4 separate regions of the Homo sapiens genome follow, and regions 1, 2 and 3 are each linked to region 4. Evidence: chromatin contacts called from ENCODE Hi-C or POLR2A ChIA-PET data. All regions are on one chromosome and are shown on one strand. The core of a region is the stretch at or near the end of the contact, and the rest is flanking DNA. Distances in the headings are between cores, read along the strand shown.

Region 1 (3,324 bases), core at 282-2,781, 2.0 Mb after region 4:
GATCACCTGAGGTCAGGAGTTTGAGACCAGCCTGGCCAACATGGTGAAACCAGTGTCTACTAAAAATACAAAAATTAGCCGGGCGTGGTGGCAAGTGCCTGTAATCCCAGGTACTTGGAAGGCTGAGGCAGGAGAATTGCTTGAACCTGGGAGGCGGAGGTTGCAGTGAGCACAGATCTCACAGTTGCGCCACTGCACTCCAGCCTGGGCAACGGAGTGAGAGTCTGTCTCAGGAAAAAAAAAAAAAAAAAAAAAAAAAAAAAAAGAAATCTTGGGTCTTATATCCAAAAATCTTGAGTCTTACATTTGGTTACTTTTTTTTTTTTGAGACAGAGTTTCGCTCTTGTCGCCCAGGCTGGAGTACAGTGGTGCAATCTCTGCTCACTGCAACCTCCGCCTCCCAGGTTCAAGCGATTCTCCTGCCTCAGCCTTCCGAGTAGCTGGGACTACAGGCGCCCGCCACCACGCCCAGCTAATTTTTGTATTGTTAGAAGAGGCGGGGTTTCACCATGTTGGCCAGGCTGGTCTCCAACTCCTGACCTCAGATGATCCACCTGCCTCGGCCTCCCAAAGTGCCGGGGTTACAAGCGTGAGCCACTGTGCCAGGCCGACATTTGGTTACGTTCATTAGGAAACACTAACTCCTCCCTCACCCCAATCAAAAGAAAGCCTTTCCCCTTGAAGAAGCTTCTTGTCAAGGGCAAACCTTTGGGGTTTTGGGATACGGTGGCGGCTTGAGTTGAAGTCTGGTCTTTTGTGAGGAGACCAGGAACCGGGAGGGGAGAAAAGAGACAAATTCTGAGTAGGAGCTTCGCCTGTCCCTTGGCGAGGGGTGGGGAGGAAAGTTTAGCTTCGTCGTGCTATGCTCTATGGGGACAGAGTCTTCCTACTGCTCGGCGGAGTGTGACTAGCGTAGAGGGTGCTCCTCGTGGGCGCTCCGCGTGTGTTATGGAGGAGGGCGAGGAATGGTGAATGGATGACCGAGGGTATGGTTAAGTCCTCCAGGTCCCTGAGAAGGGTTCAAGAGGCCTGTAACAGACCCATGGGCAAGGGTGGGATCAACCTCCTTCCCACCTTCCACCCCCCAATTCCCAGAGAATTCGTTCCCCCAGATCAGTGGAGAAAACTTCGGCGAGTGAGAAGGTTCCAGGGAGAACCCCGTGGTGGGTGCAACAGGGATGTGGCAGGCACTGCTTGGGACTTTCCAAAACCCCGGCGTCTGCCGTGGCAGGAAAAGCACCACCCAAGCTCAGCATGTTACCTCGGGGAGGAGGAGCCAGGTGGGTCTGTGCAACTCCAGGAAGGGCTGCCAGGTCTGGGGCTTCGGGGCCTCCCCGAGGGCAGAGAGGAGCGCTTCGGACCCGACCGACTCGGAGCAGACCTTCAGGGTTCAATGCCCCGGAACTCCTGGGGCGAGGAGCCACGCCCGGGCAGTTTCGGGCTCCGGAGGGTGGGGAGTCGGTGCCCGGCAGCGGGCGGGCCGTCAGCTGCCCGGCCCGGCGCCTACCTCCCCGCCCCCCGGCTTCCTGCGGAGGCCGCGGCCGCCATGTTGTTGTGGGGCTGAGGCGGCGCCGGCGGAGCCCTGAGCGGCTGTGACAGGCTACGCAACAGGTTCGCGGGCGGCGGCCTGACGACCAAGCCAGCTGCAGTGGCGGCGACGGCGGCAGAGCAGGGTCTCCCCGCGCCTGCCCGCGCCCAGGCTGCCGGTGCTGAGGGACGCGGAGTCGCGCTGTGACGAGCGGGAGGCGCGGCGAGGGCGCCAGGTGGGTGAAGCCGCTAGCGGGGCTGCAGCAAGGCGCGGGGCAGGTGCGGGCGCCGCGCCCGCTGCCCGGAGGCTCTGCGGGTCGGGCTGAGGCGGCTGTGCGCTCCGCACGATGGGGACGGGTCCTCGGGAGTACGGGCGGCCCCCGAGCTAGGCCCCTGGCGGGCTCGGCCGTGCGGGGCGGAAACCTCCGGCCCCGGGTTCCTTCCTCTGCTGCCGGGCCGGGACAGACGCCGAGGGGGCCTGGGCTGGGCTGCCCCTTCCTTGCGGCCGAGCCCGGGTCCCTGGCCGCGGCCTCGTCTGGCAGGTGGCGGACGCCGGCGAGGGTCGGGGGTGGCGTGGCCCCCTCGCTTTCGGGGTGTGAGCAGAAGAGAGCTCTGGGGGCACCCGCACGCCTCCTCGGGGACCCATTTTATTTTCGCGGAGTTGGTTTTCCTTCCTGGCAAGGGTTGGTGCCGAATGTCAGGTGAGCCGCATCCCGGTGCGTCAAAGTAGCCCGAGTCACGAGAGGACAGTGGGCGGATGCTTGGCGTCTACCGCTCGCGTTCCTCCGGAGTTGGAAATGTTAAATTTACCTTCAGCGTTATTGACTTCCAGAATATACAGGAAGCACCGAGAGATGTAATCTCTCAGGCCAGATAAAGTTTATTTGTGTATTTATTTATTTATTTTTAAAGACGTCTGCATATGCATAGTGAGTGGGTAAACCGAGGCTGAAACTGCAGATGGCTTTGTATTCTATAGAAAGATGCTCCGTTTGGATTTATTAATTATGCGCCTTGTCGCTCTAGAATTACCAATGGCAAGTGTGCTTTATTTGAAACTTGTGTTAATACTGAAATAGGAATATTTTTTGATGGAGCCAACCCCTTTACGATAGGAATTAAGGTTAGCATAGAAATGACTTGCTTTGCTCCATGCTTCTAGTTTGTCTCACTAGTGTTTGCTTGCTTACTCAGAAATAGGCAAGGTGTGACTTGAAATTTTACGTTGTTAGTGAGCTCAGTTTAGGTAGCATAGCTCTTGTAGTTTAAAGCTTCTTAAGCGTTTCGAAAAATTGCCTCTCTCCCTGTGCTGGTTTGCTATATTGTTAATCAGTGATAAAACCTAAAAGCTACCTAGAAACATCGCATAAAACATTTACGCGAATTAATAATGACGTCCTTCCAAATTTAAAGATACTGACAACTCTGATGTGTTTTCCTTTAGCTTTTTTTGGCTGTGCCTGTGACTCTCTTGTAATTTCAAAAGTAAATAAAGTGGATGTATTTTATGTTTTTGAAAACGTGGAAAAAATGTGCATTGCTGCTATTTTGATGTAATATTAATAAGCAGTTGAAAAGCTTGCATTTTTTCACCCTTCCATGCATTGATAACTATTCCCTGTGCCCACCTTTGTAATGAAAGGTAAACTCGTCCAAGAAAACTTGACCTGTACAGAATTACTAAGCAGGGAGTTACCATTGTTCGGTACATCTCAAGGCTAAAATCTTGATCTCTCCTGAATATGAGGAGGTGTGTTAGGCATGTTTTGGGGATTGGATTAATAGTGTTAAAAAATT
Region 2 (3,113 bases), core at 2-2,501, 1.0 Mb after region 4:
GTGCTGAGTAGAATTCGGGGTGCAGAGCTGCGGGTGGCTGGTGGGGTGCTGGGGCGCGCAAGGAGGCTGGAGGCGGGGGTGGGGGGGTGCCCAGCCCCAAGTCCTACAGCGGCTGCTGGAGGAGTGAGATGAGCACATAGTGAGTGGCTGTGCTGGTGGAATTAGACAGAGGTGCCCCAAGTCAGGAACCTAGAGCCCTGAGCGCTCCATGGGGAAGGAGAACAGCCCCCACGGTGAAGGGGTGAGGGCGGTGTGTAGGCACACACAGAATCTTCCAGCTGGAAGAGACCTTCAATGTCATTTCATTCAACCTCCCACCTCATGAAATCTTTCAGTCTTCCAGTGCCCAACTGAGGACACCCAACTCTACTTGGACACCTCAAGGTACGGGGAACTCACTCCCTTCAAGGCAGCTCATCTCAGAGAGGCTTTGGAGCCTGCGGGACGGCCAGGAGGAGCCTGGCGCTCCGACCTTGGCCCTGTAGAGCAGAGTGGCCTCTACTCCGCGGCGGCACCTGGCTGGGGGTTGCGGCGCGGTTGGGCCAGCGCTGCTGTCCCCAGCCCCAGTGCTGAGGCAGGCAGAGCGCAGTGGGCTCTGGCGGAGGTCGGGAGAACTGCAGGGCGAAGGCCGCCGGGGGCTCCGCGGGCTGCGGGGGGAGGCACTTGACACCGGCCCGGGGAGAGGAGGGGCCGCTGTCCCTGCGGCCAGTGCTGGATGCGGGGACCCAGCGCAGAAGCAGCGCCAGGTAGCGGGGCGCCCAGCGTGGGGAGGGCTGCGGCGAGGCCCGGAGCTCGGCTACGACTCGAGGGGCTCTGAGTGGCCGGGAGCGCGGCCGAGGCGGGGCGCCCGGGGCCCGGCCCCCGGTCTGGGCGGTGCGGGGTCCAGACCTCCGCCAAGCGGCGTGCGGGGACCCCGGCGGGGCCGCAGAGGCCGGGAAGTCGCGCCGAGGGCGCTAGGACCGGCCGCGCGCCCAGGCCGCTCCCGCCGCGGCGCCCCGGGGCCCCCCAGTCGGCGCTGCCTCCCGGGCCGGCTCCGCAGCGCCGGGGCCGGGGCCAGCGCGGCCGCGGGGGGCGAGCGGCGGGCGGAGGCCTGGGCCCGCGGGCGGCCGGAGGGAGGGAAGGAGGAAGGCGGAGAGAAGGGGTGGGAGGGGGGGACCCGGCGGAGGAGGCGGAGAGAGGGAGCGCGACAGCGAGCGGAGGGAGGGAGCGAGCGAGCGAGGCAGGCAGGCGGGCCGGGAGGGAGGGAGGGCGCGCGGGCGGCGGCGGCGGCGAGAGCAGAGGACGAGCCGGGACGCGGCGCCGCGGCACCAGGGCGCGCAGCCGGGCCGGCCCGACCCCACCGGCCATACGGTAATGAGCGCCGCTGCTGGCGGCCCGGAAGGCCGGCCCGGAGGCGGCGGGGAGCCGGGGAGCCGGGCGGGGGGCGCCGCGGCTGGCAGTGCCCGGCTCGGGGCACGCTCCCGGACCCCTGCAACTCGGCGCCGGGCGCCCGTGGGGCCGGGACTGCAGGCGGGGACGGCGGGCCGGGCTGGCCGGGGCGGCGCGGGGGATTTGAGGGTTTGTTTATGTCCCCGCGGGCTCGGCAGGCGCCCCCTCCCGTCCCGCCCGCTCCCGGCGCGGACCCCCCTCCCCGCCCCCGCCCGGCTCCGGGCTCAAGTTCAAGTCTATACAATGCCGCGGGGGGCCCCTCCACCGCCGGCCTGCGCCGCGGTGCCCGGCTCGCCGCTGCCGCAGGGGCCCCGGCCGGGCCGCCCCCGCCTTCCGGGCTCTGCCCCAGCCCCGCGGCCCCGCCTGGAGCCCGCGGCCAGGGCGCCGGAGGGCGCGGACCCCGACCCAGAAGGATCGGCCCCCGCGGCGGCCCGGGGGAGCGGGGGAGGGGGCGGGGGCCGGGCCCCGCGCAGGCTCCGCGGCGGCGGCAGAAAATGGCAGCCTGGCACGACCCGGCCCCCCGCCCCTCCCCCCGGCGCCCGGCCCTCCTCGGCCCCGCGGGGCGGGGGACCCGGGAGGCCCCCGGGGGCGGGCCGAGGGGTGATGGCGGGGCCGGGCCGGGGAGCGCCGCGCCGCGATCCTCCTCCGGCCACCTGTGGCTGGGGGTGCGGGGCGCCGGCGGGGCCGGGAGGGGCGGCGGGGCCGGGGAGAGCGCCCGCCTTGGGGGCACACCTTCCCCCGGAGTGCCGGCGGCACGGAGAGGGGTGGTCGTGCCCGGCTCCTCCCTGTCCCCACCGCGGGCCGTGGGTGCCCGGGCGGCCGCGGTGGCGGCGCCGCAATGTGGGGGCGGGGCGGGGGCGGGCGAGGATCCCGGGCCCGGGCCCGGGCCGCGGGGGCCGGAAAACGCGGGGGTGGAAGTAGCGGGGCCGGGACCGGGAGCGGCGCAGGGGGGGTACGCCCGGGGTCGCCCCTCCAGCACCCCCGCGCACACTCCCACGCACGCGGACACACTCACGCACACGCACCCCGCCGGGCCGGTGCAGACGTGTCCTTGAAAGCTTCGCATCTGCACAGTGAAGGACGAGGCCTCGCCGCGGCTGCGGAGCGGGGTCTTCGGCCCCACGTCCCCGCACCCCGGGAGACCTCGAGCTTCGGAGCCGCAGGCGGCGGCTGTCCGTGTCCCGCCCTCACCCCAGTTCCCCTCCCCCAGGCCGCCCTGCCTTCCCTCCCCTTCGGCGCGGACCGGGCTGGCGCGGGTCCAGGGCCCGCCCCTGGCCTCCCCCAGCCCCTCATCGCTGGGGCCCGCGGCCCTGGGGCTGCCAAACTGCTTTTCGCTTTCCTGAAGCCTCCCTTCTTGGGGGCACCCTCTCCCACCCCAGCGCCCCTCTGCCATTTCTCCCCCTCTCCTCATCCCCTCCGTCCTGGCACCCTCTCTCCGCTGCACGGCCAGTTGAGGAGGTGTTGGCGCCCTGGGCGGGGAGCAGTGCCCTCTGGTTCCCAGGGGCTGCCTCCCCCGGCTCCTGAGGGGAGCCCCCTGCGGCTGCACCTTGACCCAACATGGCGTCTGGCACCCAGCAGGGCAGCTCTGGCCTGCGGCAGGCGGGAGGGTGGGCAGGGCCGAGCCCCAGGGCCGCGCAGCTACCCCCCCTCCAAACCAGCGGGGACAGAAGCCTTGGGGAGAAGCG
Region 3 (3,203 bases), core at 138-2,637, 1.4 Mb after region 4:
TATTCTTCCACAATACCAGTTACCCTATTACAGGGCCAAAGGTGAACTGTCGAAGAAATTACATGTTTAGTAATTTGATTTATTAAATCATACTGAGAAGTTAGCATGTGGATTCTTTTAAGCTTTAAAACTATCCAAATTCTAACCAGGACTTATATTTCATATTTGTAAATAATTTTAGAAGCTTCAGTGAATTAAGTTATATTATTTGATTATCAAAACAATCCAGAATAAACTTGTCTTAAAAAAAACTTAATGTTTAAAAAACACATTTTAAAATTAAAATGTGGAAAATCTGACTTTACTGTGAAATGTTGAGCCTTTGCTCATTGCCTTCCTGTAATGCACTTCCCTTAAGATGTTTAAAGTTAGGTGAGAAAAGAAGCAATGCTACTTTTGTCTTTGTAATATACAGGGAAATTGGCAGCCATTTTTTTTCAGGGCACTATAAATAATCATTGTCAAGTTCTATTTATCTTCTGTAACTGAAGATATTCACTGAAAAAAAATTACCGTTCCTGTCAGACTGACTTTTATTCAAGCACTGTCACATTGTCAGCTAAAGGGAAGGGGAGAGCAGACGTCGAGGTCACGTTCGAAGCGAACAGCGGGGAGCTGAGGAAACTGACGTCCACAGCTCCAGCCTGGCTTAGCGTTAACACCTGCAGTAGACCAAGCCTTTCTCCCACAGAGGAGTCAACAAATCCATCAGAGATCTGTAATAGGAGGGCCAAGACTAAACACTCTTGCCTTGACTCCAAATAGACAACTCCATTTAAAATAAAAAACAATAGGAACCAGATTCAGAATCGCTTCACGCCTTGCCCAAGGCCCTCTTCCAGAACCAGGGTTCCGACCTCCCCACTTTCCTGGCTTTGGGGTCTGCCTCTCGGGGATCTCGAGCAAGGGGAACAAAATATTGGAGGGGGAAGAGGAGCAGCAGCCCGGCCCATGGAACCGAAAAAGAATCCAGAAAAAAAAAAAAACACTCCCAAACGGACGAGACACTACCAGACCCGCCCTGAAGAGCCAATACATTTCCACCACTCGGCTGCGAAAGCAACAAACGCCTCCCGTCCGGGCGTCCCTGAAAACAAGGACGCGCTCACCTCGAAGGGTAAACCCAGCCGCCCCCCAACGCCGCCTTCCCGTCAGGGGACGAGGCCTTAGAAACTCGGTAACTGCAGTCGCGTCTCCAGGGCCTGCAGATGACGTCAGCAGCCCCGCGCTAGCATCGCGAGACTCCCGTCTCCCTCCCCCGGCTCCCCACGCTCCCAACCGCCCGCGCCTGCTGCCAGGCAGCGGCGGGGATGGCGAGCAGCGGAGGCGAGGCGGTGACGAGAGCAGCGGCTCCGCCATTGGACGAGGAGGCCTGAGGGACGGGCCAGCGGTGCACAAGAAGAGACCGAGGCGGGTGGCCCCGAGAGAGCCAGGGCCATGGAGGCCAACATGCCGAAGCGGAAGGAGCCCGGCAGGTCTCTCCGCATCAAAGTCATCTCCATGGGCAACGCCGAAGTGGGGAAAGTGAGTACAGCGAGCCGGGAGGGGCGGGCCCCAGCGTGGCGGGGCGACGTGTCCATTGGCTGGAAGGGCGGCCACTCAACAGCCTGGGGCCCGGCCTCCTCTCCGCCCCCGAGCAGGCCCGGGTCTCAGCCGAGGGGTGCGGCTCCGCGAACGAAACTCCCCGACCTTTTTGACCTTTCCGTTGCCCCCTCGTCCTCCGACGTCACTCTTCCGGAGATGGTGTCTGGGGTGGCCTCTAAGCCTTGAATGTACCCCCAAAAGAGTAAGAAGGCCTGGGTCCCCATGAGGGGCCGTCGGCCTAGATACCTTGCCCGCGTTCTAGGGGGCCGTCCGGGACCGGGAGATGGAGGATGAAAGTTTAGTTCCCCCAGCCGGGCCTGGGAGCCGGCGGAACGTTATGGGGTGCGTGTGAGAATTTGGGGTTCGCGAAATGGTGCCCGGCAGCCCAGATTCTGCATTCCCGTCACGAGAGAGCGTAACTGACGTTGACGTGTTTCACAGGGGAGGTGCAAGGGATGGCCGGGGTCCGCGCTGTTTTGTTTTGCGTTGTGTTTTATTTTTGGTGGTGTCCCCATATCTGTTAGTTCCACCGCCCTTCTCTCTGCCCCATCTGTGGTTCATCAGCTATAAACTCTCCTTTAGTACGTGGGGAGGGAAGGCCAGAGGTAACCTGAGGCCTTTTCCCTTATGAATTCCAAGACGGCCTCCTCTTCACTCAAATTCTTTCCTTTTGGGCAAGTGGAATCTGTTGGTTAAGAACTTCCCAAGGTCATCAAATCAGTGACCGAGGAAAGATTAGAACCTAAGTCTTCACATTCCCACTGCGGTGCTCTTTCCGTCGTTGTATGCGTTCAAAATCAACTCCGAAAGAGCTGTTAAGGCAGTGCCTAGTCCAGTGCCTGGCACCCAGGAGATGCTCAGTAAATGTTTACTTAGTGTTTTTTATTTCTGTGTAGCATGATCCCGTACTACTTTTGTGTGTATGTGCTAGCATAGTATTCACTGAAAGTCAACATTTTTTTGAACGTCAGCTGTGTACGAGGTGTTTTTTTTTTTCTAGGGACTGGGCACGCTAGCTCAGGCCTGTAATACATCAGCACTTTGGGAGGACGAGGCGGGCGGATCACTTGAGGTCAGGAGTTCAAGACCAGCATAGTGAAATCCTGTCTCTACTAAAAATGCAAAATTAGCCAGGCATGGTGGTGCACGCCTTTAATCCCAGCTACTTGGGAGGCCGAGGCGGGAGAATCGCTTAAGCCGGGGAGGCAGAGGCTGCAGTGAGCCGAGATCACGCCATTGCACTCCAGCCTGGGCGGCAGAGTGAGACGCCGTCTCAAAAAAAAAAAAAAAAAAAAAAGTAATTTTACTGTGCCTAATGATACAACATTAGAAGCAGCTCAGAATGCCCAGTGTCACCACATCTACTTAACATTTTTCTAGTTTTATTAGCCAGTGCAATTAGACAAGAGTAAGAGAATATAAAAATATTAGAAAAGAGAAGGTAAAATTAACATTATTTGCTAATAATACGATTGTTTACCTGGAAACCCAAAGAGAAATAACTGAAAAACTATTAGAAACATTATAAAAATTCAATAAAGCAAAATTATTACCCACAAATTAATAACTTTATTGTGTCCAAATTATATTCAGTTGGAATGTGTAATTGAAAAACAATT
Region 4 (3,106 bases), core at 34-2,533:
AAACAAAATCCATTATGACTTTTTCAGTTATTCATTCATTCCACAAATGCTTACTGGGTGCCTAGTATGCACATAGCACTGTGCTTAAGCCATGATGGTCCACAAGAAAACTCTAATGAGTTGGGCATTATATTCTAATGGCGAGACACGCTAAAGCAGCAATTCCATAAACGAACAGAGCGCACATTTAAGGGGGAAAGGGGCACGTAGGGAGGGCTTCTTTGAGGAAGCAATATTTAAGCTAAGATGTGAAGATGAACGGGTAACAACAAGGATGAAGGGTTAAAGCCCATATTTCAGGCTTGGTCGACTGGATGGTTAGAGTCATTCATTGGTAAAGGAACTGCGGATGGGAACCAGATTTGGAGGAAAGTTAACCACCCGCATTTATTTACTGGGGTCCTAGTATGTTGCCAAGCGCTTCACAAATTCCTCTAATCATTTTGCACAGCAGAAGCTATTACTTTCAGTTTCATACACAAAAGAGAGGCTGAGCGGGGTTAAAATGACGTGCCCAAGACGAAATAAAGAAATCTGACTTTTGTAATCAGGTTTGTATGTGCTCGAAAGCCCGCGCTCTTTCCACTCCACAGCTCCTTCCTGTGCACCTCCCTTTCATCTGGTGGCCCTAGCGCCACAAGCTGCCGCTTAGGAAGTCCCTGCCGGGAGCAGAAGTGGAGACATCAGCAGGATGGCATCGGCAAGTCGCTCCCCTCCCGGGCCTCATCTGCCAAACGATCATCTCCTCCTCCGAAGTTGTATGCATGACAGGCGAGTGGAAACTTCACTAAAATGAAGGCGATTGACACAACAGAAGGAACTCCATCCTTTCGGGGGCTTACGAAAATAATAAGTTTAAAAAAAATAGGAAGGGAATTCCCTCGCTCCATGATCACTGAGCGCTCTCCTAAGGAAAAGGAAATCTCCCGGGGGGTGCCGACTACGGGCGGCGGGCTTAGGATGCTCCCACGCTCCCCGACCCCCAATCCCCAGGACCCGCAGGACCTCCGGAGGAACGCCCGCCAGCCCGCCCGGAGCCACGCGGCACAAGGTGACACGGACCGCGCCGCGCGGGCCCCTCAGCCGCCTGGGCGAGGCCGGGAGCAGGGAGAGGGGCATCCGCCGGCCCGCGGTACCTTGTACTTATCAAAGCCAGCCAGCTGCTCCGGGCTCACGTATTCGTAGCCAGCCATGACGACCCGAAAACTGAGCGCCCACTCGGCAGCGACTCCCGGCTACAAGGCTGTGACACACAAGCACCACACCGGCTGGGCAAGGATGGCAAAGACTGGGCTGCCCGAGAAGGTAGGAGAGCCGCGCTCCGCCCACCGCGCACGCGTAGCCGCCTCGGCCCCTTCGGCCGCCTCTCAGTGCGCAAGCGCAGCCCACGCTTCTCCCCGCCCATCGAGGGGGGGTTGCTAGCCCGCTCGAGCGGCCCGTCCCCCGACACTGCTGTTGTCCAATCGGCGTGGATCAGGCAACACTAAGTCCCGCCTTCCAGCTCTCTTCGTCGCTTCATTTGCTAGCGTCAAAATTGGTGAGCTGAGGTAAGGCAAGAGAGGGGGTGAAAGGTCAATTTCCCAGCGGGCTTTGCTCCCGGTCCCGGGGGAAGGTGGGATTTCTGTGGTATCCGCACTTGCGTGGTGATCTGGGGTATACCGTTTTAGTCTTGGGGGTAGAGTGACTGCTTGCGAACCAGTTCAGCAGTGCCTCAGGTAAGAGGACTTAGTTCTCCCGCTGCAGCGAAGTAAAAGAGGAAGGAGGTCTGTACCGCGAGCCGCTCCCAGCTCCTGGTGCGGTGCGCTGCGTGCCGTAGAAATTTAGTAAACGTGGTTAGATGTAGAGAAGGCCGAGCTGCTGCCGGGGCCACGGGAGTCTTTGTGCGGTCAGCAGAGGGACTTGAAAGACAGGTGAAAGGACATTGGAGACAAGCCCCTCAGGTCTATGTTGCTTAGGAACCTTGGACCGCCTCATCGCACTCCGCTCTATCAAACCGTTCCAAATTAAGATTGCTGGTGTCTCCCGACCAGATAAAAGCAGTGATCTCTCAGTCTCGACGAGTCCTTAAATGCGTTTGCAAGAGGTGTTTTACATAACTGGAGCCCAGTTAATTGTAAAACAAACAAACAAACAAAAAACACTAGATCAATGGCTAGTGAGTATCTACTAATAAAATTTTATAATAGTTGCTGCTTTTTATTGAGCGCCTTCTGTGGGGAGAACTTCACATACATTATCAACCCCATAACAACACTGAAGTGAAAGGCATTATCCCCTTTTTCAGATTAGGCAGCCTGCCCAGAGTCACTTAGTTACGAAGCTCGGAAATGATCGACCCAACATGAAATGAGTTCTGTGTTATGGGAAACCACTACTTCAGGGAGCCTTTCAGTCTCTCTGGGTCTCTGAAATAAGGGCGATTATTTTGAGATACTTTTATGTTCATTCGTTTAACAACTATTTATTGGGGACCCGAGATATGCCAAACACAGTATTATTACTACATGTCTAATCTCCCCTCCTAAAGCATGATTCTTAGAAAGTAATAGATAATCTTATACCTGGTATATGGTAGATAATAAGCTTCTCCCCGCCCCCTGAGACAGGGACTGACTCACCCAGGCTGGAATGCAGTGACGTGATCACGGCTCACTGCAGCCTCGACCTCCCCTGGCTCAGGTGATCTTGCTTCCGTCTCCCAAGTAGCTAGAACTACAGGCGCACACCACCACACCCGGCTAAATTTTTTGCATTTTTTGAAGAATGGGCGCCCGCCAACCAATAAACTTCAGTGTCCTTTATCACACTTGCCCTCGAGGGCAGTATTTGCATCTTATACATCTTAATTTTCCCCATGTTCCATAACCCAGGGGGCTTGCAAATAATACATGATCAACGTATTTTATTGAATGAATGAGCAAAGATCTCTTTGATATGCTGTGAAGTACCAGTTTTGAGAAGAACATTAGAAATGAGAGTCTCGGCCAGGCGCGGTGGCTCACGCTTGTAATCCCTACACTTTGGGAGCCTGAGGTGGAGGGATTACTTGCGATCAGGAGTTTGAGACCAGCCTGGACAATATGGTGAAACCTCGTCTCAACTAAAA

What was found. Hi-C counts contacts between places; a loop is a spot of excess contacts on that map. ChIA-PET counts read pairs that join two places held with the same protein, here RNA polymerase II (POLR2A). Pooled maps may share reads with other maps.
Region 1: a map of CD8-positive, alpha-beta T cell shows a loop between it and region 4 (8-fold over the local background). The contact joins the promoter of ITSN2 here to the promoter of SELENOI in region 4. A Hi-C loop is called at or near these places in 1 of 168 maps with a recorded cell type or tissue (CD8-positive, alpha-beta T cell) and 6 of 50 pooled maps. POLR2A ChIA-PET finds 5 or more read pairs at or near these places in 1 of 52 experiments (CD4-positive, alpha-beta T cell).
Region 2: a pooled map shows a loop between it and region 4 (9-fold over the local background). The contact joins the promoter of DNMT3A here to the promoter of SELENOI in region 4. A Hi-C loop is called at or near these places in 5 of 50 pooled maps. POLR2A ChIA-PET finds 5 or more read pairs at or near these places in 2 of 52 experiments (activated CD8-positive, alpha-beta memory T cell and activated T-cell).
Region 3: a map of CD8-positive, alpha-beta T cell shows a loop between it and region 4 (37-fold over the local background). The contact joins the promoter of DNAJC27 here to the promoter of SELENOI in region 4. A Hi-C loop is called at or near these places in 7 of 168 maps with a recorded cell type or tissue (B cell, CD4-positive, alpha-beta memory T cell, CD8-positive, alpha-beta T cell and 2 more), 3 of 37 single-sample maps with no recorded cell type and 14 of 50 pooled maps.

The regions. Positions count from the first base shown.
Region 1 is chr2:24,358,743-24,362,066 of GRCh38, reverse strand. ITSN2 (intersectin 2) reads left to right here and starts at 1,531. Exons shown (of 40, transcript NM_006277.3): 1 at 1,531-1,763. RefSeq lists an enhancer at 1,098-1,247 and silencers at 1,348-1,647, 1,658-1,707, 1,718-2,117.
Region 2 is chr2:25,340,063-25,343,175 of GRCh38, reverse strand. DNMT3A (DNA methyltransferase 3 alpha) reads left to right here and starts at 1,251. Exons shown (of 23, transcript NM_022552.5): 1 at 1,251-1,350. RefSeq lists an enhancer at 339-458 and silencers at 579-1,058, 1,119-1,328, 1,619-1,788, 1,889-2,128, 2,409-2,528.
Region 3 is chr2:24,970,139-24,973,341 of GRCh38, reverse strand. It overlaps DNAJC27 (DnaJ heat shock protein family (Hsp40) member C27), which reads left to right and starts at 1,387. Exons shown (of 7, transcript NM_016544.3): 1 at 1,387-1,524. The coding sequence starts at 1,438. It overlaps DNAJC27-AS1 (DNAJC27 antisense RNA 1), which reads right to left and starts at 1,230. Exons shown (of 3, transcript NR_034113.1): 1 at 1,110-1,230. RefSeq lists enhancers at 338-855, 1,067-1,146, 856-1,374, 1,357-1,466, 1,727-1,836 and 2 more and a silencer at 1,597-1,676.
Region 4 is chr2:26,344,320-26,347,425 of GRCh38, reverse strand. SELENOI (selenoprotein I) reads right to left here and starts at 1,283. Exons shown (of 10, transcript NM_033505.4): 1 at 1,137-1,283. The coding sequence starts at 1,193. It overlaps ADGRF3 (adhesion G protein-coupled receptor F3), which reads left to right and starts at 637. Exons shown (of 14, transcript NM_001321971.2): 1 at 637-1,305. The coding sequence starts at 1,192. RefSeq lists enhancers at 379-478, 591-1,358, 1,679-1,818 and silencers at 1,019-1,068, 1,129-1,188, 1,239-1,468.